2 separate regions of the Homo sapiens genome follow, and region 1 is linked to region 2. The links are chromatin loops, found by intact Hi-C in ENCODE. Cell type or tissue: endothelial cell of umbilical vein. All regions are shown on one strand.

What was found. Peaks named below come from ENCODE experiments on the same cell type or tissue, not always from the same donor. Only the 100,000 strongest peaks of a DNase experiment are listed, where the experiment ranks them.
Region 1: it touches region 2 in a loop (5-fold over the local background); 2 of 110 quality-filtered maps call a loop at or near these places.

What each region holds. Positions count from the first base shown.
Region 1 is chr13:107,202,330-107,204,829 of GRCh38, forward strand. The region is part of intron 2 of NALF1 (NALCN channel auxiliary factor 1); the gene reads right to left. Among named protein-coding and RNA genes, the nearest start is that of SNORD31B, 120 kb to the right of the region's middle. In endothelial cell of umbilical vein, a CTCF peak has its summit at 1,012; DNase peaks (open chromatin) are centred at 462 and 962; H3K27ac peaks cover 1,520 bases.
Region 2 is chr13:107,123,083-107,125,582 of GRCh38, forward strand. No RefSeq gene overlaps it. Among named protein-coding and RNA genes, the nearest start is that of SNORD31B, 200 kb to the right of the region's middle. In endothelial cell of umbilical vein, a CTCF peak has its summit at 1,273 (motif pointing left); a DNase peak (open chromatin) is centred at 1,239.

The sequences.
Region 1 (2,500 bases), 79 kb after region 2:
TTTGAATGATGTATAAATTATATAAATATATGTTGATATGGTATAGATATTATATATTATATATACAATCTATTATATATTATAAAATAGCTATAACACAAGGATAAGGTGATTTGGATTCATAATAATATTCACACAGACATTTTAGAAACTTTAGCTCTGTTCTTACCCTTTATACTAATTTATTTGTGTGTGTGTGTATTCATCCTAAGAATCTCACTAACCAATCTGACAAAATTAGCCATCTAAGCAAAAAATTTTCCTGAGAACAATGACCTAGACAGTCTTCTTTTCTTTATTTAACCAGAAAAATGTCTATGTTCCAAAGTGCTTGTAACATTCATTTTTAATGTGACGTGTGATGTTGAGAAATCAGGACATGTTTGTTGAACAATGAGATTTGCAATGCAAAGACAGCAGGCTGTGGGCGTGATCACCTTCCGTTAACCTACTGACTGACTTTTTCCAGCTGTACATAGCAAGGAAACAATGGCTTACACATGAATTTCAGGATGGGCTGGCTGGTCGTTTCCTGTTCCACTACAAATGCTGGACTAAGAGCCAGGAAATGTGGAGCTATTCTTGTTTCTGCAATTGCTTGTTTTGAGGGAGTGGTTAATCCTCAAGGCATCAAACTAGATGACTTCAGTAATTTTGGTTTGTCTAAGATTGACTGAATCTATAATTGCACAGGATAATTTCATTGTTCAAATTAGTCCAGTATCCAGAACAGCTACCAAGTGGGCATAAATTCTTACAAAGAATTCGCGAATTCTTCACATCTTCACAAAGATGTCTTACTTGCAGACAAGATAGGTAAATACTCTCATTGAATAAGATTTCACCTGTTCTGGGAAATCTCACTTGGCCATATTCTTCCTAAACTGACATTCCAGAATTCAAATCTTTCCTTTGGCTTCCCGCTTTGACAGCCACTGTGTGGTCAGTAGTTCTAAGTTCACTCAGTCACGTTGAATGCAGGGAAACCTTTGTCACGGGTGTGTGTTATCGCCTCCTGGCTGTAGAGGAGATCACTACATGCTTTGATTCAGCTTCCATCTAAGAAGAGACTCACCAGCTCAGCAGTGCAGGCGCTGGCACTGCCTCTCTGAGGGCAGTGCGCATAGTCTGGCTTGAGCAAAGGGTGACTTTCCTTCCAGAGGGTTCAGAGGGCCTGAAAATATTTGCCAGACACGGTGTCACTTCTGTGCAAGGTCAGCGAGTGACATCTTCCCTCAATGGCATCAAAAAGGACAGCCATCAGGTGCTGTGCTCCATCCCCGTGGTGCCCCCTGACATCGTGATGGGCCCTGACATGGCTCAGGCTGGGCCCTCAGTGGTTCCCTGGGGCAGCTGGCTCAGGACCCACCACTGAAGCACAGACACTTCTCAGGGCTGATTGAACTCCCGTCCCTGCAAGTGCTCCTGGCTTGGTTTTCTCCACTCTCCCTGGTCTGATGCATTTCATTTCTCCTCTTAGACCAGGCAAGGTGTAGCAATGAGAAGCAGAAGGATAACTTGAACTACGTTAGAATTTTCCCCAAAGGCTGTCGAGGTGAGCAAGCTCATGCAGGGCCTGCCCAGTTGTCAGCATGCCTGGAGGCAGAGGGGGGCAGAGGGAGGCAGAGCTCTCCCTGCTCTCCAACAAGTGTCACCCAGGTGAGCTGGAGGCAGAGAGGGGCGCCCACAAGCTCTCCCTGCTCTCCAGGTGAGCTGGAGGCAGAGAGGGGCGCCCACAAGCTCTCCCTGCTCTCCAGGTGAGCTGGAGGCAGAGAGGGGCGCCCACAAGCTCTCCCTGCTCTCCAACGAGCATCACCCAGGTGAGCTGGAGGCAGAGAGGGGCGCCCACAAGCTCTCCCTGCTCTCCAACAAGTGTCACCCAGGTGAGCTGGAGGCAGGTTGTCTTCCTCTCCCCACACAGACAAGCGTAAAACCTCATTCTCCTCTGCAGCTGCGCCTGCCGCTCCGCAAGCACCACCAGGCTGGACTACATGGGGTCCCATCTAGCTCGGGCCTCTGCTGTCAGCAGGCCTGGGCACTGTGTTCTGGCACTGGGCTCAGTACTCTTAGCCACTTGTGGAGGTGAGGCAATGAGACCTTACAGTGGGGGCGATTTTCCAAAATTCATAGCTACTGGCAGAATCCAGACATCCTAATTCCTCCTCTATTCCCTACATACATTCTCTTGCCAAAGGCAAACTTGACCTGCTGGGATCTTTATGAATATAGAATTCAGAAAAAGTAATCTTAAGTAGGAATGATCTGAACTCAAACCTAAAGATATTAACTGAAATAAACCTCAAAAAGTACAATGTTTTAATGGAAGAAGATGTCACGAACATATGAAGTTACTACATTTTACTTGGTTTTATAATCTACTCTCATTTTTTAAATTTTATTCTGGGCATACCATCTCCCTTCCCGTTTCTTTTTTGCCTTAAACTTTGACATATTTATTAAAATATTTTGTATGAGATTAAATGATGCTATAACTACACTG
Region 2 (2,500 bases):
AAGGATTAATTCATTCTACAATTTTCTGTTTTATCACTTGTACCTATTTATGAAATTCAGAAACCAGAAGTGTTCAGAAATATGAGTCAATTGCAGTTTGGAAGAAAAAGGAAAACTCGTTGCTTATTTCTTCAAACATAAGTTCTGGGATGGGACCAAACTAGAATTTGGGGCATGATGAAGTTACCAGAGGTCCACAGAGACAGTGCCTTGTATCTAGCAGAGGCTCAACAAGTATGTGTTGACTTTACAACTTTCTGGATTTGCAAAATGACTTAAAGACCACCTAATGACCACTTCATTAGATACCTCAGTCTTTAATCACTGATTGTCCATGCCCTGTCTGAAGCTTAGGTCAGCTTCATTTCCCATGGAAACCTTCATTCCATTCAGTTATTCTAATTGTTACAAAGCTCTTGTCTGAGTTGATCTGACATCTGCCATAATTCCAACCACTGTATCTGGTTCTGCTACATTTGATTTGAATTGGGGTGTTGGTACACAAATGGATCAGAGGACCCCAAATACGTTGCTTACTTGAGAATTTTGTCTTGGGCTCTGTGCACCTCAGAGTCACAAGAGTGTTATTTCTTCCACATCAATACACTTCTCCTCCAAAAACATCTTACATTTGAACTAAGTGTGCTCCACTTTTAATATTCTAAGAGAGGCATGATTCAAACACATGCAAATTCACCCACTCAGCTGAGTGAGTACCGAGGCAAAATGGACAACTTTTAGTTCTTTCAGACATTTTAAACTGTAAAAAAAACCCTGATTTACAAAAAACTGAATATTGCTTTTTTTATTTTATTTTGAATATTGCTTTTTAAAGTCTTATTTCATTCAAGTAAATTTAAATGTCTTCAGTGAAAAATGCAGAAGATACAAAACACAGTAATTTAATTTCAAGTGATTTAAATGATGAGAACAATAAATCAGATATTCAAGTTAAACTGTGATACAACCCATAGAATTTAATCCATGAAGGATATGGTATCACCTACAATATCCTATTCAATGCAAAGATGAAGAGTAAACCAAAAAGAAATAGGCACTACCAGAGCATACAATACTAATTTTACATGTAATTAAAACTAACAATTTCTTTTCATTTATAGAACATACTCTGATGACCTTTGAGGTTGGTGGCAGGATAGGACATTAGCTTATAATTGTGCTTTGATTTGCAATGAAAAATTGAAATGACTATTCCTTTCCTCTCTATTCGAATTAAAGCATGAAACATTACTGCCCTCTCCTGATATATTTTGGTAGAACACCTCCTAGAAGGAATTTTGACCTGAAACCAAATTTTAAAAATCATTCTACCCACTAGAAATGAACATTTTCCTTCACGAATTTATATCAATTTAATTTTAAAAATAATTATTTCACATGTCTTTTTAAAATTAAAAATGGTGCATTAATCTTTTGAAATCCAGATATAAATTAATGAGCCAGAAAATGTTGGGAAAATAATGATGGCTGTTAATATCATGCATTTATATGACATGTTCAAAGAGTACTTAATGGAATTTTTCTCATTTAGTCTCACATCATCTCCAGGAGGAAGTAAATCATTATATTTTATTTGTTTAACTTGTTAGGTCTGTTGTTGCAGCTCATAATTGGTTTTTCAAGTGCAAGTTGTAGGCCTTTAATTTGGATGCTTTTGTGACTGAGTTATGTTTCTTCATTCTACAATATCAACATAAGACGGTGCCTAAGTATATGTAAACAGATGATGAAGTCTCTTGCAATTTTTCTGATCTCCATCAAGAACCGAAGGGACAACTGCACATTTTCCAATGAAACGTAATTCATTCAGGGATTTTAACCATTTTATCTTGTCTGTAAAATGAAAAACCAAGATCAAAAGGTGAGATAAGGCACTGTTTGTATTTAATTATGATTTATGATCCACTTAAGCGTTGACACCTGCTCCGAATCAGAGTTTACTTTTTTATATTTTTGTATCTAGAAAAGAAAATTACATTTATTCTTTGCTTAAGGACTTGAGGGATTACAGAATGATTGCTTTTACTCTGGTTTATATCCATGGTTGCACAAAGGGAAATCCAGATGGGGAATATTTGCTTTGAATTTGTGCAAAAAATTTCCAGGGTTATGTTGATGTTTATTTTTTATTCCACCTTCTGAAAATTTTACATTTTGTAGGGTCTGCAATCATCCTTGCAGAAGGATGTTTCCAACTGTACATTTGGGTCATTTCATTAATAAGGATCACCTGGATGGTGTAGTGACCAACTCTTAAAGCCTTGTCCTAATCATACTGCTAAATAAAAACCAATTGGATTTTATATGTCTTTTTTTTTATAAAGCCCTAGAATCTTCTCATGTTAAGGCATCTTATAGCAAATTTGGTTAATAACCAAATAGCAAGTTTGTGCTTAATAACCAAAGTCTAGGGCAAAAATCAGTTGACTGTCATTTACCTCATTGTACCCTACAGCTACCAACATTCTGTTACTAAAAC